3 separate regions of the Mus musculus genome follow, and regions 1 and 3 are each linked to region 2. A link is a loop called in an ENCODE intact Hi-C map of the cell type or tissue named here. Cell type or tissue: left cerebral cortex. All regions are shown on one strand.

Region 1 (8,000 bases), 250 kb before region 2:
CACAGCTCAGGGTTACTGCAATGAATTGCTTTAGCGAGTTAAAACAAGATTAAACTGTAAAATTACAGCTGTGTACGCCCCATAAAATGTAAACATCGCCAATGGTTAAAGAAAATAAACTATCAATCAAGTAGGAATAAACAAAATGTCTTTATTGTGAGAAAACCAATCTATAAAATTAGAGTACACACATCATCCATAATGATAAAGATATAAATTTTCTTTTTATTGTAATGACCACAATAGTCAGTCTCAGTTGTTCCTTAGTGTAATACAAGTCCCAAGTGTGTATACAAAAGGGAAAGAAAAGAGACATTTTAAAAGGTTTGAGGAAAAGAATCAGTCTCTCAGTATTAATCTTGTTGTTGTTGTGGGGCTAGAAGCCAGGCTCTCGAAAGCTAGGTGAAATTCTAATATTACACTGTATTCCCGGTCTCAGCTTCTCATTGTGAAGAGATAACATTATCTACAGTGAAAATTCGAGACATCAGCAATTGTTCCATTTCAAAGTAAGGACTAATGGTAAATCAGTTATCAGAGTGTGTTACTTTTCTACATAGCAGAAACACTCAGATAAATCCATGAAGGAGCGTCCTGCCAGGCCCTCGATCGCAGAGATGACCTGGTGAATGCTCAGGGGATCTCAAAACAACAAAAACAGCAACAACAATAATGACGACGATGACGATGATGACGACGACGACAACACCCAACAAGGAAACCCAAAAAACAGACCACAAACCAAGCCATGATTGTAGCAAAGGGATTTGGAGGAGTGGACCAATTAAGAATGAGAGGGGGATGGAGGGGTGTTAATGATGAGCAGGTATGTTAGACGTGTGTGAAGTTGTCAAAAATAAACTCAAAGAGGAAGGGCAATTTAGCATGTTTATTTTGCAAAATGATCAATTATATAAAGTGCATTAATAAAAATCTAACCAAATAGCCACAAGGCATATATAAAGAATACAGAAAACTTCTTTCGCTTAGGAAAGGACTCAGCTAATGGAAACTATGTCGTATACTTCAGTAACAGTACCTGTATAATACTTGGGCTCTTCTCAAAGGAGCCTGCAAGGTAATGCCATTGCAGTTCTGTCTCCAACAAGACTTCATGGGACATAAGGAAGGTGATTTTGAAACTTATTTGAAAGAATAAAGAGTAATGGATAGCTGGAAAGTAAGAAAAACAAGAATAAGTTGTCCCTTAGGCATAGAGGCTTCGTATAAAATTATAGTAAAAAACATATTAATAAGATGATGTTGCGCATTGATAAATAAAGCTAGAGTGAAAGAAATGAAACATAGGAAGAAATCCACAGAGAGTAGAAACTTGACTTATCACAGCGGTAGGGTTTGAGGTCCATAAAAATAAAAATAAGATATTGTGTGTGTGTGTGTGTACATATATACACACACACATATATATAATACCATATCTCATGTTTGTGTATATACATATATATACTTACATATATGCATATATACACACATACATGTCACATCTACAATTTCAAACCTTTGATTATACTCTCTCTTTACACTAAATGCTTCAAGCATTGAACTCAGAAATTGAAAACATAAATATGGAAGCCCAAACCACAAAACCACAAGGGAAAAATACCTACCTAGAAATGAAATGCTGAAGAACCGCAATGATTTTAAAATGGAGGACACAAGTAAGGTCCATTAGGAGAGTGAAATAATATCCTACGAAGCAAGAACATGGGGTTATAGTATATTACAATGTACAGATGCAAATAAAATACACATAAGCTAAAATACTTGCCTATCCCTAGGCCTCTTGTAATTAATGAGTTTCAATGAATTAAATTCAAGAAGTTAAAGAAAAGGAGAAAAAGCTACACACACACACACACACACACACACACACACACACACATACACACACACACACAAATCAGCAAAAAGTCCCCAGAAAGAATTACAAAGACAAGGAAAGAGATGCACGGCTCAGAACACAAAGATGCTTATCTTCTTCAAGGAAGAGAGAAATGTATGTAGGCAGGACTGTGAGGGCTCCAATCCACACTCCCCAGACTCAAAACAGCAAAGCGCCAGGCTTCAGCTCATGTCCTGAGGTTGCTGAGTGACGACTGGCGGGAGCCTATATATGTTCAAAACTTTGGCAAACAGGTTTGGACTCCCCAGAATTTTGAATATTCAAAGAATAGGACCTAGCAAGCTTGAGCTTATCATCTAAGAATCTTGAGTATGTGTAACAGGGAAAAAAATCTACCCCCAGATTTCCATCTGAACCCTCCTGTGCACTCTCTCTGAGGTAATCTTATGCTCAGAACAATGGGATGTCTATAAGAAGTGGAAGACGTTAATCTGTACAAAGGGATACCACATAATACCAAAGATTGTGTATAGGTGAGTTGATATAAGGCGACACCTGAAGGAGAGTTTGGGTCAAAAGAAAAGAAGCTTTAGAAAGCACAACTGTAAGGAGGATTTCGTGTATATAAATTCCCACCCAAGTCAAAAGGTAAGTTGGACTTAGACTGCATCTGTGTGTTATAAAAGAAAGCCAGAGACGGAAGGACCTAAAACACACGCCATTGGTTACCTCTGGAGCAGACATCAATACATGCAGCCATCAAAATCTATGAAGTTTCACTAATCCTGTCTATGAAGTTCTGTTTCTAAAACCGAGTGATGGGGATGCAGGATACCAGCTGACTGTCATTCTTCCTGCTTACATTTAAGTCCCTTATAGAACACAAATGAGTTAATTCACACCAACCAACTGCACTCACTGTCTGCTTCCTTTTCAGAGACCATCAAATCCCTTTATTTCTTTGCCTTGTCGACAGTTTGGTAGGAAACGATTTTAAATGTCCCATCTTAAGCTTAATCCAGGGGGAGGATTTGTTTGAAAATGTACAAGAGGATAGAAAGTGAGCAAGGGCCCTGGGATACCCCAGATGGGGCATGGTGTAAAGGGACAGGGTTTTGAGGGACAACAGCTTTGTCAAGATGCCTCTCCCACCAAAACCTCCTGGCTGGCAGGACTGCCCTGTGTGGGAAACCCCACGTCACTCAGCACTTCCTTAGAACATTAGTGGTTCAAGGAGGCTCTGCATAATAGAGTGTTGACCACAAAATAGGAGGAAGTGGGGCACAAAGGGGCGAGGAGTGGAATTCTAGCGCTGGGTTTCCTCCTAAATGTCTTCCCTTATACACGTGTTGATGTTCTCCCTGGTTAAATATTTGAAAAACACATCATAGTTTATTAGGTGTTTTTCCCCCTAAAAGAACAGCCTGTTCTCATCCAAGAAAGAATGACAGCTCTCTCTACTTATTACATGAAAGTGTCAGCTGACTCCCCAAAGCAGCTTGCTTGTCCCCCCCCCCTCTGTCTTACTCTGTCTCTCTGTCTCTTTGTCTGTCTCTGTCTCTCTCTGTCTCTCTGTCTCTCTGTCTCTCTGTCTCTCTCTATCTCTCTTTCTCACAAACACACACACACACACACACACACACACACACACACACACACACAGGATAGGGGGTGAGTGAACCTGTAAAGTAAAACTGGTTCAGAGTAGAAACTGCACAGGAAATTAAAGACAGTAGCTGGCTCTAATGATGCAGAGGATGGACTGCACTGCTGAGCTTTACAGGAACGAAGGGTGATTTCAAAAACGCTGGCAATACTCTATTTTTTAATTGCTGTTTTGTAAACCACCACGTGTAAATGTTTTATTGGCTCTCTTGGATACATCACACTTTTAACAATACTTTTTCTTGTATTATATTTTTACTCTATTTGAAGTTCTTTCTAGGTGCTAAAATGCAGTGCTCTCTGAGGACCCCAAAGGAGCAGGCATCAGAAGCAAGGTGGAATGCCTCTATGCTTTTCAGAGTTCAGGCTTTTAAACATATGCCTTTAGAAGAAATAGTTTGAAAGTGTAGTCTCCGCCTTTTACCTCAGCCTGAAGAAACAGAGTATTTGCTGAGATGCTCTGGACAAACGTTTCTCAGCTAGGGGTGGGGTCTCAGTACTTTCTCCCCTATCCAAGATGGAACTGGCTTGGTCCTGGATAGGTCTTATGTAGTATCTTTAGCTCCTGTGAGTTTGCCTGTGCATCAGAAACACATGTCCACAGACAGCACTCTTCCCCACGGTTTGGCTCTCTCACCCCCAACTTCCATTCTGTCTCTGCCTTGGTGGGCAGAGGTGAAGAGCCATAGAGATGGTCAATCCGTGGCTAAGCACTGATATCCATTTACACTCAGCACTCTGACACTTAAGGCCTCTGCATTAACCACTACCCACTGCAGACACCTTATCAGACCAAGACTGAGAGCATCACAAATCTGGGGCAGGAGGCTCCTAGTCCTCTTAGGCATCCCTAAGCGGAGGAAGCCCCGCCCCAGTCTCTCGCTTGGAGCAAAGTTCTATGGGTAGATTTTTGGTGGGCCATTATCATTATCATTGTTACTGTTAAACTTTTTTGCGTGAGTGGTACGTGTGAGTGTGCGCGAGTGTTCATGTGTAGGTCAGAGGACAGCTTCTGGGTGTCTGATATCAACTTTCCACCTTGTTTGACTTGGGTTCTCTTCATGCAGCTAGTTGGCTGTGAGCTTCTGTGGATTCTCCTGTCGCCACCTCCTATCGCCAGTAGGGGGCGCTGGAACTACAGATGCTTGCGCTTCTCCTTCAGGCTTCAAATTCCACAGCCAGTCTTGACAGACATTTCTGTACAGAGGCAGTCTCCAGCCCTGCTGCTTTGACTCTGGAGAACAAGCCTGGGCTTTCCCTCGCCTTTCTTTTCTTTTTTTTCACACTAGATGAATTTATGGTATATGCGAACTAGTATTTTACAGAGTTGATTTAGGTAGAGACCAGGCAGATTTCCGTAAGAAACTTCCTATCCTTTCATACCACTGAATTTGTGGCCTGTAATTTTTGCTATTTCCCAATATGCGAGTTTGTGGCTTTTTGAATTAGTGGAATGCTGTGATTTATGAGCTTCCCTCTTTCGACCCTCTCAGCTGACTTTATCAGCGTTCTCTAACGGTATTAGCAAGAGAAAATAAACTATTTTTAGGACTGATGATCACACAAAGTTAAAGCCCAATCATCCCAAGCATGTTGCAATTTTCACAAAATTCTCCTGAGGTTGTTTCTTCTACACGTGGTTTCAGCTCAGAAATCATTGTTTCTTAAAACCTTATCCTAAACACAAGACCATAGGATATGGAGCCTGTGCTCCTGAGCGGCTGCTGGAGCTGCTGCAGCCTCCTCCTCCTCCTCCTCCTCCTCCTCCTCCTCCTCCTCCTCCTCCTCCTCCTCCTCCTCCTCCCCCTCCTCCTCTTCCTCCTCCCTCCTCCTTCCTCCTCCCCCTCCTCTTCCTCCTCCCTCCTCCTCCCTCCTCTTCCTCCCCCTCCCCCTCCTCCCTCCTCCTCCTCCTCTCCCCCCTCCTCCTTTTCCTCTTCCTTCTCCTCCTTTCTTTTCTTCAAAATCTTAATTTGGGCATAGCCTTCTGATGGATACTGGTTTGTGAGGGAAAGAGAGAAAAGAAAAACTTAAACAGAAGCAAAAGAAGCAAAGGACCCTCTAACAACCGAAGAACAGGTGGTATAGGGGAGGGTGGCTGTTCACTTTTATTGGTGGGTGAATAGCCCTGGGTAAGATCAGATTAAAAACCAGCTGTACCATCTCTGTGGATCCGACAAAGGGAAAGATGGATCTGGGTGGGAAGGTCTTAGGGAAGGAAGCTTCAAGTGAGCAGGTTTCAGCATCCTTCAAGCACACCCAGCCTGGGTACTTGCCAGTTCCCATAGATTTCCTAAAAGATAAATGGTGGACTCACCAAGATAAAGGTATTTGAAAAAAAAATTGACTTAGAAGGATAGATAGAATGAACGTTCTCTGTTTTGGCACCAGGAACTCCTAAGTATGCCAAAGGACGTCATTTGGGCTGGAGAGATGGCTCAGTGGTTAAGAGCACTGACTGCTCTTCCAGAGGTCCTGAGTTCAATTCCCAGCAACCACATGGTGGCTCACAACCATCTGGAAAGGGATCCGATGCCCCCTTCTGGTGTGTCCAAAGACAGCTCATGAATCCTCATGAATCTCTCCTGTCAACACCAGCTCCAGTGTAGTCACATACATATGACAAAAATAAATCTTTTTTAAAAAATGTTTCAAAGGATGTCATTTAGTTTATTCATGAACAACAGAAAAAGAATGACTTGGCTTCTAAGGAAAAATTAACTCTCTGGTTCTGAGATGGTCACCTTTCCAAATGCTAGAAGAACCACCCAGCGTTATTCAATAACGTTGCAGCATATCCAGGGACGAGCCCTGCAGAATGACTTGCTGAACCTAAGCATAGGCAGAAAGAAACCTACTCTGGTGGCCCCTAGAAATTCCACTGTTGCCTTAGCTTTGCTCTTGATTTAAGATGTCTTTGTTCTGGGTAGGTGGTTCCTCTCATCCTGTTGGTATAAGCCCACAAAGGCAGAATGTCATCACTGGGTGTTAGACTTCCCATGGGTATTTAAAAGCAAAGGAATATTGGCTCAGTGCTGATGATAATAAATGTAACAGAACTGTAGAGAATCCTCACGAATCTCTCCTGTCAACACCAGCTCCAGTAGGGATAAGAAACAAAGGCTCTGCCACAAAGTGGAGGTTTACTGTGCAGTCAGGAAAAGAAGTATGTAATTTGTGCCTTGCACCATGGATGCCCATCAAATGCATGTATGTACTTGGTATGTACTAAAGAAGCATGCCAAGGCCTCATTTCCTTCCCAAATAGTGGGCAAAGTCAGCTGATTCCCAGGAAGGAAAATCTGGCTTTCTCCTTGAGAAGCTAGATGAAGGGATTAACAGAGATGCTGTAAGTGCTGTGGCCATTAGATTGGTGATGGGGGCCATGCTCCGGTAGGAAATGACAGCCTAGCTGAGAGCAAAGACAACTCTTTGACTCTTTTTAAAGCAGAGTCTCAGTATGGAGCCCTGGCTAGCTTAGGGTTCACTAGAGAGGCACAGGCTGGCCTTGAACTCAAGACCTAAGATTTTAGCTGTGTATCACCGTACCAGGTAAAATGACTGTTTCAAAGATGGAGGCAATTGCTGGTAGACATGGGAGAAAGATAGTAAAAATAGATAGCAAAGATGGCCAGAGGCAGAAACCAGGTTGAAAAGAATATACAAAAGAAGGGGAAACTAATTTCAGTGGCTTAATTTTTTTACTTAAATTAGCCTTGGATTTCCTCTAGAAATTAGATTATGGTATTCCATCCCTGGGACAAGCATTTATCAAGTATGTTATATACTCTAACCATTCAAGTCTAGAGATTCAAAACATTGGTAAAATATTGGGATAGCTTCTATCACAGATTGCAGAGTCCAATAAAACGTGGCCAAAATGAACTTTGAAGAATAAGCAAGGACTCACAAGAGATGCCGTAGCCTGGGGCAACACATGGCCATTAATGATTTCCAACTCAAATGGACCCCCACACGGTCCCTGCAGTTCTCCAGAGTGACAAACACCACAGTTTGATCTTTGAACCATTCAACACCACCCTGCAGCTACTCACCGACCAGAGACAAACTACTTTGTATTCCTCAGAAGAAAGAGGCATGGAAATATTCAGTTTATTGCTGTCTTCCCCACCTCACTTCTTGGCTCCCAGGAGAGGGCCTTCGCCCCTCCTCTCTTCAACCACACATATCCAGACCCTTCCAACCTCACTCAAAACTTATGGTCTTTATCTCCATCCTCTTTTGCATATCGATCAGATTTAGTGTGAAGACCTCTGCTCACTGGATTTAGTGTGAAAGCTTAGCTCTTCTCCATTTGGAAGATCAAATACATGTACACACTCACACACATACCCAATCACCTCCACATGCGGCCACACATGCTCACACATGCACACACAGACAGACATATACACAGGCATGCATACATACGCACACACCCTTTCATTAAAATAATATGCTATCTTCCCCTTGC
Region 2 (8,000 bases):
GGATTATGCCCTCCAGGTCCATCCATTTGGCTAGGAATTTCATAAATTCATTCTTTTTAATAGCTGAGTAGTACTCCATTGTGTAAATGTACCACATTTTCTGTATCCATTCCTCTGTTGAGGGGTATCTGGGTTCTTTCCAGCTTCTGGCTATTATAAATAAGGCTGCTATGAACATAGTGGAGCATTTGTCCTTCTTACCGGTTGGGGCATCTTCTGGATATATGCCCAGAAGAGGTATTGCTGGATCTTTCGGTAGTACTATGTCCAATTTTCTGAGGAACCGCCAGACTGATTTCCAGAGTGGTTGTACAAGCTTGCAATCCCACCAACAATGGAGGAGCGTTCCTCTTTCTCCACTTTAATCCCAGCACTTGGGAGGCAGAGACAGGTGGATTTCTGAGTTCGAAGTCAGCCTGGTCTACAAAGTGAGTTCCAGAACAGCCAGGGCTATACAGAGAAACCCTGTCTCGGAAAAAAAAAAAAAAAAAAAGAAAGAAAGAAAGAGAAAGAGAAAGAGAAAGAGAAAGAGAAAGAGAAAGAGAAAGAGAAAGAGGAGAAGGAGAAGGAGAAGGAGAAGGAGAAGGAGAAGGAGAAAGAGAAAGAGAAAGAAAGAGAAAGAAAGAGAAAGAGAAAGAGAAAGAGAATGAGAAAGAGAAAGAGAAAGAGAAAGAGAAAGAGAAAGAGAAAGAGAAAAAGAAAAAGAGGAAAAACCCCAGCCCTTGCCTTCATGCACGGGGTCATACTTGACCTATAACTTGATTCGTGCAATTTCTTGCCTCTCGCCAACCTCCCTTCTCATTACTTCCTCATCCCCAGGACAAACTTATTCCCTGTTAGAGGCCTTCCTTCACTGACTAGGGCGATCTTCCCCCAGAGGGAGAAAGAGAGAGAACTATCGAGCTAACACCTCCACTCCACTTCAGAAATCTGTAAGACCTCACCTTCAAAATGAGGCATATGTAAATCACTGGCTTTGAAAATTAAAACTACCCGCCATACTTTCAGTCCTTCAACCCCCTTTAGTTGTCTTTAATACCCTCTCCCCACACCCCGTAACCTCTTGGCTATTCCATGTTCTGGGGTTTATTTGTTTTCATTTAGTTTGGGTTGGCCTGTACTTGCAGGCTGCCATCTGCGGCAGTGGTACACAGACACACTGTGACTGTCATGCCAGGGTCGTGGGAGCATTCAGCTCCTCACACGAGGCATTTGTTTGTGCTGAGAACATCCAGAGTTCTCTTGGCAGCAGTTTTGAAATACACAGTGCCCTATTGTTAATCACAGCCAATCGTCCCTGCAAATGACGATCGGGTCACCTCTCCCTATCTGTGCAGCCAGAAAAGCCAGAGCTCACTCCCGTTCCCGACTGTAACTTGTGTATTATCCACTACCTGCCCCCCACCTCCCACTCCCTCACGAAGGCCTGATGGGACTGCCTATCTGCTGCTGCAGCCCAACTGCTGATAGTGATGTATGGCCCACACTGAGGCTCAGTTCTTTTTTTTCTTATGTGTAGCAGGGGAGGGGTGAGTACATGTGTACATGTGCATGCTCACGTATGCCTGCCCGCAGAGAGACGAGAGGTCAACCTCACAGTGTCTTCCTCTACCTCTCTTTGCCTTATGCTTCAACCGGCTTGTTCACTGAACCTGGCGCTCACTGCTTCAGCTAGACTGGCATCCTCCTGTCTCTGTGCCCCAGAGTTGGCGTTGCAGACCTGTGTGACTGAGCTGGTGTTTAGCGAAGGTGCTGAGTATCTGAACCTGCATACACACACACACACACACACACACACACACACACACACACACACACGCTTGCAGAGTAAGCGACGACCCCATTCACCCCACCCCCCACCTTCCAATACTATTTCTTGATGGCCGATAGAAACCCTATCTTCATTCCTTGAAATAAAAGCTCGAGAAGAATTTTTCTAAATCAGGCAGCTACGTCCTTGTTTTACCTGCTTTTCAAGGGAACCTTTAAAAAGATGTGTTTTGCACTTGGTCATCCATATTCATTGTAGTTCCCTTCTTCAAAGCCGGAAATTGGAAACAGCATAGACGTCCATCAACTGGAGAATGGAAAAAGGGGGCTCTTTTGACATATTCTTGTCTAACCTTTCACTCACCCTGCCTGAACAAGCCATTTGCCAGGCTCAGGACTCTCAGCTGCTCTAACAGCACATGGAACATGTGGGCGAGGGGTGGGGGTGAATAACGTGAGGAGTGTCATCCATTTTACAGGTCACATGATTGTTCAGCGAAACCGGAAGTTATTTAAAGCTTAAGCACCCTTTCTAGAACTTTGCATTTCATACTTTAGTACCATGCTTGGCTGCAGGGAACTGGAATGTCAGGCAGTTAAAACTCAGCTAGAAGCAGAGTCCAGGACCTTGAGAGGTGAAAGGGGTGTACATAGCTCCTCGCTGAGCCAGACAAGGCCCTGTGGCTCCAGCGGCTGTTTTATAACAGACAAACAGTGCAATGTGGGCTGAGAAACTAAAATCGGAGCGAGGCGGAGGAGGGACGAAGAGAGGAGGAGGGAGAGGGAGGATGCGTAGGGGGATAACAATGGCCACAGACTCTGCTGTCATCTCTCGGCATGCTTTTATCTGAGGTAGTGCACGTCTGCAGCCCCAGCACCCTGGAGACAAGGGCAGGGGGGAGTTCCAGTTCAAGGCCAGCCTGTGCTAAGTAACAGGGTTGTGGTTTTGTTTTCATGGGGCTTGAAGTTCATCCTCTCTCCGGACATCTGCAGAATCTCCACAAAAAATGAGCTGGGGTAATCACAGCAGAGGGGGCCAGAAGGTCACGGGCAGCAAAATAAATGCGTTGTAAGTGAACACTTAGTCTATAGGGGGGTTCCAGGCATGCAAGATGGCTCCGTGGAGAAGAGGGGACTTAAAAGTTGTATTGGGGGCCCCTTCCCAGGCCTCTCATGTAGCCTGTTGTACTTTTGAGCCACATGTTTGGGCACTTACTGTTTTCAGCCAATTCCTACGTGCCTTTCTCTTCACGCTGGCCAAAGCCCACGTGTTTTCTCCCATCCTTGCTCAGATACTCCCCTCTCTGGCCAAACAGCTCAGGGCCTCCCCTCCCAGGAAGATGGCTAGAGGACTCCCATGAGCCTCCAGACTCACCAAACCAGTCCCGACGTTCAAGGCAAAGAACATTCTAGAACCCCAATTATATCTACTTGAGACCAGTGGCACCCTTCACCTGACAGGCACAAGAGAAGATGCCTCCGGGTAACAATAACATATCTACCCAATTTGCTCGCCTGAGTGGTAGCCTACAGGGCAAAGGGATACATTCCTGTAGAAGCCTCCACACCCCGCTCACCTTTTAAGCTCTACCGCCATCTCGTGGCTGGCTTTGGTATTGCATGTGAACAACTGCGTTCACTTCTAACAGCCCCTACAAATTGCTAATTTCTTTCAGTGAGTACTTCCCGGGGGCCCTAAAACTGCAAACACGTGCAATTAGAAAGCAAGGTGATAAAGCTACACAGTAAGAAAAGCCTCTGGCTGTTATTTCAACTACTACACTTCAAACCTGAGAAAGAAGATGAGCCGTTTGCTGCCATGTAGCCAGAGGCTTCAAGTTTTTGCATTGTTCATTAACCTTTTTGCCAGGCCATGTTGTCACCGCAAAGTTCTTCTGTCTGGGAAGTAACCAGGTACTATTTCTTTGAGTGTTACCCCAGAGGAATTCAGCTTCCTCTTGTTCTCAAATGCTTTTCTATCTTCAGACAGGGTCTTTCTCTGGATAGTAAGCTGGCCTCCTACTCACCATGAGGCCCAAGCTGTCCTGCAGAGTCTTGGTCTGCCTGCCTCAGTCTCTCTAATGCTGGGATTGCAGACGTGACCCTCCACATCACCTTCTGGTGAGGTCGCCCTCCTCACCTAAACCTCTCTGAAAACATCCTCACAGGCATGCCCAGAGATGTGTCTCCTGGATGATTCCAAGTGACACACCAAGTTGTCAATGGAAACTAAGGGTCAGTGCTAGTAAAGTGGGTGTTGAAGATTTGCTGGCATCTATAGATTCGGCACTCACTACAGGCCTTAGGACATATTCCCACGGTGAAGGAAGTTGACTGGAATTCTAACATGAAGCTAGGGCTGAGAATCTGATGATCCACAGGGCTCATGCCAGGGAGATCTCACTAGTGTTCTGTGCATAGCTCCAGATGGACAGACAGACAGACAGAGTCGTGTGTACCACTGCACCTCAGAGCAGGGCTGGAAGCTCTGTGTCCTGGTGCAGCTTATAGCCATCACACTGACTTAGGGATTAGCAACAGAAGCCCTGCAAGTATCGGTAATTTATTGGATGTCACGTAACACTTCTTGTATAAGCTATAACCCTGAATTCAGGAGATATAACGACTACTCGCTGTTAGCAGACATCGTCTGTACTACTCAACATGAGCATGAATGGGCTTCAATAGGAGGGTAGGTGTGGAGAAGCATCTTGTCTTAGATTCTTTAGAAATGGGCCATGTGTTCCTTCAACTGTTGGCTTAGCCTGGTTGCTGCTAAATCCTTGCTTGTGTTTCTCAGATTTTCAATAACAAGGCACACAGATCGCTCACTCCCTCCTGACGCCCAAGGACAAATTAAATATTTCTCATGGGACCAAACTGCCAGGCAGCCCTGTGGAGTGGAAAGAGGCATAGGAGAGCTGGGTGTAATCCCAGTTCCTGAGAGACGGTGGCTAAAAATAAAAGTCAACCGCGGAGAGGCACTCACTCTTCCGTGACCAAAACACTTCTAGATGATTTCTTGGGGGAACTAAAATATCTCTTTTTAAAGAAAAAAAATAAAACATCATGAACCAGCGTCTCCTTGTCTTGCTGATTTTGATCTGGACACTTCTCTTGCCTTGTAAGCGCCATTTCTGTCCTTTGTATTTATCTAGTTATTTATTTCAAAGGTTGGGAGGTCTCTCTGGAGGATGAGAAAGTTAGCTCTCCATCTCCAGTGGGCTACGGATGCTGCTGTTCTAAGAGTACCTTCTTGGTGGTGATGCTAAAGGTCCCAGTCCTCACTTGTGGTGATTTGAATGAAAATAGCGCCAAACAGGCTGGAGGGGCCAAGAGTTCTACACTTGACTCAGCAGCAGGCAGCAGGAAGAAAGAGTGACACTCTTTAAATAAGCTCACAGGGAGTGGCACTATTGGGAGGTGTGGCCTTATTGGAGTAGGTGTGGCCTTGTTGGAGGAAGTGTGTCACAAGGGGGCAGGCTTTAACATTTCAGATGCTCAAGCCAGGCCCAGTGTCACTCTCTCTTCCTACTGCCTGCTGATTCAGATGTAAAACTCTCAGCTCCTCTGGCACCATGTCTGCCTGGATGCTGCCATGCTTCCTGCCATGATGATAATGGACTGTAGACTTCTGAACCTGCAAGCCAGCCAGAATTAAATGCTTTCCTTTATAAGAGTTGCTATGTTCCTGGTGTCTCTTCACAACAGAAACTCTAAGGCACCCTTGTTAATCAGTTCGTGCAGCATCCCACCTTAATCCACAGGCAGACCTGGGGAAGTTCTCCAGGCAGGATGGTGCCGTGCATTCTCTCAGAAGAAGCCACTTCTGAAAAGGACACAATTGAATAATGAACGCAAGGCTTCAATCTCAATTTCTGTGCCCTAATTTTACAGAATGAAAATATTTGACAGCCTCATTCCTAATTCTCACTCACCCTATGTGGGAGCATTAGTGAACAGCATATAGTGATATCTGAGATCTGAAAATGATGCCAAGGAATCAATCTATTCCTGCAGTGCAAGGGGTGCCTCCTACTGGAAGTTAACCCTGTTTTGTTGGGCCTTGCATCACCCTGTCCTACCTTAGCCAGGGTTTCTCAGCTTCCCTGGATAGCTTTTCCTGCTATTCTCAAACCCATATGCATCCCATTCATAGTAAAGAAGATGGAACTTGCATAACTTCTCCGAAATCGTATTATTGCATAGTCTATTACTCCAGTGTGCCCACCAGACAGACACTATCTATCAATCTATCAAACAATCGATTGATCTATCTACCTACCTACCTACTCTCGCTACACTTAGCTTGCTACCCACTTTCTTTCGCCCTTCACTTATATCTTCAACTTTGTTTCCCCTCCATCCCCCGCTCCCGTTACTCCGCTAAACGGTCACCCAGTATGGCCTACTCCCTTGCCCCAGAATGCACTGGGCATTTGTAAGTTTGTGTTCTATAAAACCTGGGGGAAGGAGGACAGGGAACAGCGTTCAGGAGTTAGACCTCTCCTTTGGTTTTCCTCTGCCTGCAGGCCACTACATTCTTTAGCTTCTTGCCCTTCCATCTGCTCACAGAAGCCCCGCGGTTACGCTCAGGCTTGCCCTAGAGGCTTGTCTCTCTTGTCCACAACCCCCCTACACAGGGAACTCCCCACTTGCACATCTCTGGCTATCAGCCGATGGTTTGTAAAACCCCACATCAACCCTGGTTGCTCTTCCTCTGTCCCTCTCTGTGGCTGATGCTACTTTAGCCCAGGTCACTGGCATCACCCCACACTGGTACCACTCCTACCACATCCAGACTGGTACAGTCCTTTAGTTCCTGATCCAGCCTCCATGCTCTAACAACCACAGCGCTACACACCACACAACCTGTCTCTCTCCCCTGCACCCTCCCCCCTTGGCCACAGAGAATGTGCTTTCGTTTTCATAATGCAAACCCCTTAGCAGATGTTCTAGAAGGTTCTTTGGAATTGCCTATAAATCTTCGTTTAAGTTCTTCTACCACTCCGTCCACGCGGCCCCTGCGCTGGACTCTGGACACTGAACTCGGGGCACACAGTTCCCATACCTTCCTCACATCAAGCCCTTTGTCCATGCTGTGTCCTGGGTCTGAAGGGCAACTCCCCAACAGAACCAGCCCAAATGCTCCTTTGCCAACATCTACTCCCATACCGAGCTCCTGATAAAGACCCCATAGATACCTTAGGCTCTGACAGTGGCTTCCTGGCATTCCCCCCAAGTCCCAGGGCCTTGCATTCCACTACGTAGTACTTAACATTGCCGAGTTTGTCTGTGTCTTTCCTGATTTCAGATCAACCAAGGTTGACTGAATAAACTCAGCCTGGTTTTACCTTCCAGTGCAGGGATTTTATCCGGAAGAATAACGGCTTTGCTTTGAAGGCGCCGTAATAAAAATAGACCACCGGGCAATGTCTTACCTGCTACTGTCATGCGTGTAAATTTTCAACTAATAAACCTCCCTTTGCTTGTCTGAATGAACAAAACTATCATGAAAACGTGTGGCAAGTGCTCATGGGATTCTGACACTGATGTATCTAAGCAGCAGGTGAAAAGGGAGGCAAATTTGGGTTTCCTTCTGCTGAGGTTACCGTAAGTTTGCGCCCTCTTCTGGACAACCTGGGAATAGCTCAGGATGACAACCCCAACTGTATGATTCTGATATTATACGGGCTGCAAATGAATACAGGAAGATGTACCAGGATGGATACAGGACTTCTGTTCTCCTTTGCTGCCTGAATTCATTGTAGACGAGGCTGCCCTCTCTGGTCTGGGCTCCAGTGTGCTAGGTGTCCCTCGGGCTGAGAGAAAGCCCCTTTCATTATTGGTGGTCTCTGGTCGGGTAGTCAGAAACAGCAGTGGAGGCATAGTCTCCACCTAGCAAGCCCTGTAAAGCCTTGGCGGCAAGATTTAGCCAATACTAGGAAAAAAACCCTATCCTGCCCTCCACCCTGAAATATCCACCATAGGAAACTCCTGAAACTCCATCCTGACATACCTAGCATAGAAACTTATTGCCCCACATTCTCACTATAGATATTTCTGTTCAACCCCCAACCACAACTCTGGTATCTTAGTTAGGGTTCTACTGCTGTAAAGAGACACCATGACCAAGGCAACTCTTATAAAGGACAACATTTAATTGGGGCTGGCTTATAGGTTCTGAGGTTCAGTCCATTATCATCATGGTAGGAAGCTTGGCAGCATCC
Region 3 (8,000 bases), 140 kb before region 2:
TGAGTCAAAGGTTAAGATTATAATAGAATGATCTGCCAGAACAGTGTCTCCTCTCTGGCAGACCATTCTATTAAATCTTCACCTTTTGCACATGTGCATGTATATCTTTCCACCTTTGCACATGTGAATGTATATTTTTTCACATGTGTACACACTGTTGCACATGCATGTTTATATGTGTCCATACAAGTGTGTGGCGGTCAGGTTGACATCAGGAATCTTCTCGGACACATTCTCCATTTGACATACTGAGACAAGGTCTCTCACTGGAAGCCAGAGCTCATCCATCAGCTCATCTAGATGGCCAACTTGCTCTAGGGATCTCCCGTTTCTGCGTAATGCGTGCTGGGATTGCAGATGGGCTACTGTGCCTGGGAAGCAAGGATCCAAACTCCAATCCTCATGAGTACTTTTACCTAGCGAGTCATCTCCCTCTCCCCAAACTACTGCTTTGGAACTGTACCTATCTGAGGGTCAACTCAATAAAAATGAATGGATATTCAACCTATGTATCCATGGGCCCATCTATATACTTGACAAACTGTGGATCAAAACATCCAGTGTAAAAAAATGTAGCTGTACTGAATATGTATGGGATGTTCTTGCTATCAAATATTGCTAGGCAATAATGCATAAGAACTATCACATAGTTTGTATATTGTATTAGGTGTTATGGGTTACCTGGGAAATTTTAAGTACTCAAAAGGATGTGTGTAGGTTATATAAAAATAATTCATCACATGATATAAAAGACTTGAGAATTTGAAGATTCTGAAATTTATGAGGGTTGCTGAAACCAATCTCCTACATATCTGGAGGGAGTGACAGCCATACTTGTTTAGCGAGCTAGTGATTTACCTAAGGCCCTCAACCGAAGCACTCTGCCAAGGCATCCAGGATGTTATTTTACTTTAAGAGATATTCTAATATTTCTAAGTGTATACATGGTTTATTATCCAAAGAAAATGTCCCCAAGGTTTCATGCAGGCAACAGTCAGAATTTCCTGGAGTCTAAACAGGGTCTTCTAGAGAATTCTATGATACAATGAGAGAACCGAGTAAAGAAGGCCACTGTACAATTGTGAGAAGAACCACAGTAAGCCTGTTAAACCCTGCCCGAGCCCAGCAAAGACCAAGAAGAGGGTGTAAGAAGAATATGTTTCTCGTGGTCTTCTCTTTCTGAATGGCTGGGTCTCACAGCCTCAATAGACTGAGGGAGTGTAGAGCCAAGGGGAAATTAACACCGCTAATGTCTTTACTTCTCTCTGGGATTTATTCTGGCGTATATCTCTGTTTCAAGTCAATGCAATCCTTCTACATTTTTTATACACATTGCAGACCTATCTTCTTACCACCAAACTGGAAACAGAAAGGTTTTCAGGACCCCATCCAAATTGTTTGACCCCCCTTATAACCTTATATTTTCATATGATTTGGTTTCTTTTTGATTTATAAATTAACTTCTATGTATATGTCACATGGTTATATTGACATTGTCTGACTTCGCTTGAACTTGAGATGCTTTTGGTTAAATTGTCCAGTGCTTTATGAACGTTAGCCTGGGACATCACCAGCTACTCTGTAATGTATGTCAGAACAATATGGTGACATACAATAAACTTAGTGATACTTTTAAATAGGTAAAAGTTATAAAAAAAATACTTCTGAACTGATCAGATCTTGACTTTGTTTTTGGACAATTTCTATGCTTCCCCACCTTTACAAGTAAAATCCCAACCCTGGAGGATAAGACAGGAGGACAGCAGAATCATGAGTTCAAGTCCAGACTAAGCTATATGGAGCTCATAGTCAACCTTGACTACACAGGGTCCCAAGCTAGCCTGAACTACACAGCTCAATAAATCAAGATCTAGGGACACAACTCTCTAGTAGAGTGTTTGTCTAGTTTGCTCAGGTCCTTGCACCATATGAACATCAGTAGTTAAGTGATAACTTCACAACATGAATGTTCTTGTATATAATCTAGTCTCCTCAAAGAATGAAATCATCAACTTTCAAATTCTATTTCAGAGCAGGGCAAGGTGTCACATGCTTTTAATCCCAGCACCTGGGAGACAGAAGCAGGTGGATTTTCCAGTTGAAGGTCACCTCAGTCTTGACAAAGCAAGTTCCAGGACAGCCAGAGCTACACGGGGGGGTGGGGGGGGGACCTGCCTCAAAAAGAAAGAAGGAGGGAAGTCAATTTTAGAAAGTGGTCCGATTATACTTTGAAAATATAATGATTATTTTGTAAAATGAAGTCCCTTTTGTGAATGTCTTTTCCTTCCCAAATCATTGCTTTTTAAAAGTTAAAATCTTACCATTTAAGAAAAATCATAGCCTTTTCACATCGCTTTCATTACTTGGGAGGGAAGGAGAGATGAAGAGAGAGAGAGAGAAAGAGAGAGAGTGAGAGAGAGAATATAAATGGGGGCTAAGAGACAACTCCAGGCGAAGTTTGAAGCAGGGTCCTTTTGTCATTTGCTGCTGTGTGTACCAGGCTAGCTGCTCTACAGAGTCCAGGGAGTCTCATGTCTCCTCCACTTTACATCTCACTTTAGGAACACTGGCACTCCAGACATGCCTTAGCCTATCTGACTTTTATGAAGACACTGATGATTCAACCTCGGGGTCCGAATGCTTGCACAGCAAGCGCTCTACCCACGGAATCATCTCCCCAGCCCCAGCATTTTATAAAGCAACTCAAGTTTCCTTTCCTTGGTCAGGACTCCAGAAATTATTGAATTCCAAACCCACTCTCAGTTCCAGGAACACAATCTATTTTTCAAATGTCCTATTTAGCATCATCTTCCATCCCAGGCTCATTTGCACTTAACAGAGTATCTGATGTTTTTCAACTTAATCTCCCTTTCTCCCCTTTCTCTCTGTTTCTCTCCTTTCTCTCTCCACTCCCCCTCCCCCTGTGTCTCTCTCTGTCACCTATGAGTCATTATAATTCCAGTAGAAGCACAATAGAGGGTTAGAACCTGTCGCCCACACCCTACTGTAAGTGAAAAGAACCAGAAGACAGCTTTCTCTTCTTGTAAATGTCAAGTGTTCACCTGTCTCTATTGAGGGCTGAATAGCAATGCAACCTTAAAGCTCAAAGGCCTGGGGTCTGAGCAAAGCTTTGCACATTCAGAGACCAAGCTGCCTTCTCTACAAGGCCTTTCTGATTGATCATTACATTTAGGTCTCCCACGAGGCTGATCTCTCTATAGCACTAACTTGGTACCCGGTTTTCTCTGATGGAAGGGGAGAGCCCACCCTATTATTGACCCACAAGATAGTCAGCAAGGCATTCCCTGATTTCTCTTTTCGGAGACAACCCCTTAACCCACCAAAGGCAAGGTAGAATGGGAAAGGAAAGGACAATTTTCAAAGTCAGTTGTCAGTCACTCTCTAGCACTTGTCCTCTGGCTGAGCTATGGACATGGGCAAGAGGAGTCTGATCTTCCTTCCAAGTCCTTGCAAGCAAGCATGGCTTCTCTTGTATTAACATCCTATCCTGATGCTACCCACTACCCTGTACTAATCATCACTTCTGCTTGGTCCATACAAGGTGGAAGAAGGTTACAGAAAACACATACGGGGGCATGGCTGGATTAACATTACAGCTTTAAGAACATATCTCAAAGTCTCATGCTTACAAGTCCTTCCTGGGGAGCAGTAAGAGGATCTCATACCAGGCTAATGTGAGGGACACAACCAAAGCATCTTTTTTGCTGTGGAGATAATAAATCTGTTGCATTCAGGAAAGAAGAGAGCATTTGGGCATTTTGAAGATCTGACCATGCACAGACAAAAAGAGGGAGAGTGAAAGCCTTCTGTATTTCTCTCCAGAATGTAGCTCGCACTTTTAATTGCCCACCTTGTTTGGCAGCTCAGAAGGAAATGGCAGGGCACCAAACCCTATCCTACCAGGAGCAGCCTTCAGGATTAGCAAGTACTCCACACCTTGGAGAGCCTAGGAGACAGGAGAATCATTTTAAATGCAAATTAAATTGAGGGGGTAGCAGAAAAGAACACATAAAAGACGGTAAAACAAAACCTTTCAATTTTCTTAAATTAGCAGGCTAATGCGTTCTAAAGAGCGGCCCCACTTAGATCCCGGCTTTGGGGGGAGGGGGCATTTCATCACAATATAAAACCCGACAGATCCATCATTCCCCTCCACCCAGTGCTCTTGACTGGAGATTGAAGGGAAAATTAGAAGCTGTTCATTTGGGCTCACAGGCTCAGCAGCCCTGCTCAGCTTGCCCGCCGCTCACTGACAGCGTCCTGTTGAAGGGGGCACAAGTGCTGGTGAGTATCCCCTAACTTTGAGAATTCTTCCCTTCGTGCGTCTTTCTGGCTGTGTTGCCTTGGGTGGGCTAGGTAGGGGTTGTCTCCCAGAGGGTCTGCGTTATAATGCGGCTTTCAAAATATGGGAAATTTCAGACAGCTTTTAAGCTGTTTCTAGGGACAGAAGGAAAGAGTTATTTTCAGCCTAGGTGCCGGTGACTGTTTTTGTGTATTAATTATAATGGGAATGTTCACTGAACATACTATATTGCCAGTTAAATAGCCTTTCTCCATCACCCTACCCCATTCAGCAGAAAGATAGAGACAGGTGCTCCAACATGGTCTAAACACTACAGACCTCCCCACTGTTTAATCATTTACCATGTATTTTGTTCTTACTGCAAAGCAGACTGGGATTTGAGATCGCAAAAATAGATTATTAAAGCAGAAATTCTGATTTTTAAATAACCGGTGAGATCTCCGCTTTAAGAGGTGGGAGAGTAGACTGTGAATGGCCCTGGATGATGCAAAATCTTCATGTAGATTTTGATGGTTCCCTGCCAAAGTTTTACATGGGAAAGTGGTAATTTCCTTCCTTCGCAGAGGAGGGCGTGGAGAGGCTGGAACTGGCGTCACCTTCGGTTGCTAAGGTAACCTGTTCTGGCCATTTTATCTGATAGAGAAAGTCCAGTGGACAGAATACATTATTCATCACTGATCTAATCAGATAATCAAAACTGTTTACTTTCGCTGGGAATATTTAATAAGATCGAAGGCAGCTGGTTGAAACTGCTCATTTGTTCTATCGACGGCCCTTGGTTTTACATGTTTTTACAGTAAGTATTCTTTGCTGTTGGGGTACCTTTGGCTATTTTTTTTTTTTAAAGTTTCCTCTTATCAGACTTGGTTTCTCAGATGAGAGTGTGCAGACTTAGGAAGCAAGTGATTGCTTTAGCCTTCAGAATCTGATTTTTAAAGACTTCCTCTTGTTCCTCCTTTGAAATATAATAGTGCAGAAATAGAGATAGATCTTCTGTGCCAGTATCAGGGGTAACTGCATGGGCTCCGTGAGAAGGGGCTGGCTGGTTTTCATGCCAGGCTAGTGCATGCTATAGGAAACACGGCAAGGCTGTGATGTTTGCCGCTGCTGCACGAACCACGGTTCTGTATCAAAAACAGCCTATACCGGGCATGGGCAGATGAGCCAGTAGCACTGTATAGAATGTGCTGAAGGGAATGGCTGAAGACTAAGGAATTCAAGGCACTTGTACAGCAAACAAGCCAGCCTATATTGCAAAGTGTCTATGAGAGGAGGATCGGATTCCCAGGGGATGCTTTCTACTAGAGGGGACACCAGACACCCCTGGATCAATTGAAGAGCAACTTGCAGGTAGGGTGATACTTTCCAATGCCTTTTATCGGGCAGACTTTTAAAAACTAGAGGTACATGAATTTAAAAGTATACCTTTTGTCAGATAATATACAGCAAGGAAAGAACAGTATGTTATTCCTCTTTAACGTGAATCATTTTAATTTTTGCAGGCAGAATATATTATTTTAAATTGGTGTTAACTAAAGGTTGGATCTTCTCATGCAATACAAAGTCTCTGGCAGTGGGGGCTTTGACATTAGAAATGTCAGTCAAATGTTGGAATATGATAATGGCGTACTCTCATTTAAATTAAGGAATACACATACTTGACATCCTGAAATACTGTGTCTTTCTCCCCTTCCCCCTTTATAGAGAGCTAAGTGATTGCCTTCTCTCAAAATCCTGTTCTGAACATTGAAGATGGATTATCCCAAAATGGATTATTTTCTGGACGTTGAGTCTGCTCACAGACTCTTGGATGTGGAGTCGGCGCAGAGGTTCTTCTACAGTCAAGGAGCTCAAGGTAACAAAGGGAGAAGAGGGGGGGGCCTCACCCTCAGGCTGCTTTGCTGCAAACAGTGCAACATCAGTTCCAACAGCTTGAAAGAGCTCTGTCTTGAAACTTCATTCACTAACATTCCCAACTTGATAACATTTACCAAAGTGCTGCCAGAATTCCAGAACTGACTAGAGAAATCTATAGTCCTGGAGGTGTAAACAAGTGTTGGGTGCCTATCTCTGAGAGCTTTGTTAGCAAATGATTCCCAACTGCTTGTGTCGGTAGCTTATGCCCAAGAGGACTGAGGGATGCTTTCCCACCTGGAAATTGTTAGGCAGGCAACTATTACACTTGTGGCGATCTCAGGGCACCCTGACCTAGCTGAGTACCATCTGACTGGATTATGGGCTTCTGAGATAAGTGGGCCACTTGTGTAGCTGTCTTATCTGGTCTCAATGAGCTCAGTTGCTTTCTAAAGAATCCTCAGTGCACATTCAAGGACTTCCATCCACTTCTGTGAAAGTAAGGCAGACTGTGTGCTTTCATTACCTAGTTCAAGGTAATTGATTAAGCTCTAACATGCTTGCTCTTCTGTCCAGGTTCCATTTAGAACATTTGCCATTGTTAAGGTGGCCAAAGAATTTAAATGGTTTTGTCAAATTGATGGGTAGGAGAGTTTTTTCTTTTTTCTTTTTTGTTTAAATCATAATTTGTGTTTTTCATGAAATGTTTAAGATATCCAGTCAGATGACTTGATTATGGCTGTATCCCAGAGAACACATCGAAAAGGTGGACAATGGTCCTGTTTAAATAGGAAGGTAGTTGAATTCGGGAAAGTCATGAAACAGAGCTATGAAGGAGATACATTAGAATCCTGGCATCTTCCACCTTGGGCATGATGGGAAGCTCATCTTGGGCACTGATAATAACAACACCCCCCGGGGGGTTTTCTCAAGTGTTCTTATGAATTGTTTGTGTTGCTTGTGGCTCTTGGTAACCTTGAGTGCTTTCAAGCCTCTTGCTTCCATTTTCTGGGTATGAGCCTATGCTCTTAAAGTCAAGAGAGGCTGGATATTATCTGCAGGATTTGTTTAGGTCTGCAGGCTCAGCAGCATAGTTTGATTTTGGCAAAAGTGATACCATGGCTAATTCCAACCCTCTAAGAGGAGAGAGGCAGCATTGCTACTGTCTGTCACTTCAGGAGGTCTAAGAAGGTTCCTGAGAAGAAGGGACAGAGGCTAGTTAACACCTCCAGCTTGTTCTGGGTCTACAAGTAGCTAGATGGCTAGAAGATATGGAGCTGGAAGAGAGGGGAGAAGAGAGAGGCTTCCACCCCACATAGCACCTGACTTTATACATGGCTACCTCTGCCCCAGTGCATTCCGTTTCTGAGTCTTACTCCATGACAGGCTCTTCCAGCTATGCTGCAGATCAAGAAAGGAAGCAGTAGTTCACCATGGGGGCTAAAGATCTCTATTCACTTTTTCTTGAGGATGATGGACTCTTGGCTTTTATGGGAGGGAAGCGGGCAGGGTGTGTGGGAGGCTTGAAGATTACAAGGCAGCCTGGTAGCTGCAGCAGATGGAGCTGGGGGTGGAGTGGTCAGAATTGTCACCAGCAGTGACGGTGGTGTAGACTCCAGAGCTGGAATAACTGGGAAACACATGGGAGGTGGCAGCATACGCGATGGCTTCTCCTTGGGGTCACGTGTGCCTGCGGGTGAGGAGGATGCTGATTTCCATTCCAGGAATCCTAGATTGGCAGGGTTCAGTGGGCTCCCCAAACATTAGGGAGGCCGGGGGTCCTCAAATCAGAAATCTAGATGTTTTCGAGATCTGCAGCTAA

What was found. A loop is a pair of places that touch in the nucleus more often than their neighbours do. Peaks named below come from ENCODE experiments on the same cell type or tissue, not always from the same donor. Only the 100,000 strongest peaks of a DNase experiment are listed, where the experiment ranks them.
Region 1: it touches region 2 in a loop (5-fold over the local background); 5 of 42 quality-filtered maps call a loop at or near these places.
Region 3: a loop joins it to region 2, with 7 times the contacts of the local background. A loop is called at or near these places in 3 of 42 quality-filtered maps.

What each region holds. Positions count from the first base shown.
Region 1 is chr13:42,571,247-42,579,246 of GRCm38, forward strand. No RefSeq gene overlaps it. Among named protein-coding and RNA genes, the nearest start is that of Phactr1, 110 kb to the right of the region's middle. In left cerebral cortex, CTCF peaks have their summits at 4,658 (motif pointing right) and 6,079 (motif pointing left); a DNase peak (open chromatin) is centred at 4,663.
Region 2 is chr13:42,819,409-42,827,408 of GRCm38, forward strand. All of the region lies in intron 3 of Phactr1 (phosphatase and actin regulator 1), which reads left to right. Among named protein-coding and RNA genes, the nearest start is that of Phactr1, 140 kb to the left of the region's middle. In left cerebral cortex, CTCF peaks have their summits at 3,374 (motif pointing left) and 7,409 (motif pointing left); DNase peaks (open chromatin) are centred at 1,247, 1,352, 2,219, 2,516 and 4 more places; H3K27ac peaks cover 3,961 bases.
Region 3 is chr13:42,676,622-42,684,621 of GRCm38, forward strand. Phactr1 (phosphatase and actin regulator 1) reads left to right here and starts at 4,178. Exons shown (of 14, transcript NM_001302635.1): 1 at 4,178-4,305; 2 at 6,029-6,179. The coding sequence starts at 6,077. In left cerebral cortex, no CTCF peak of the experiment used is centred here; DNase peaks (open chromatin) are centred at 3,937, 4,164, 4,872, 5,454 and 3 more places; H3K4me3 peaks cover 4,390 bases; H3K27ac peaks cover 4,755 bases.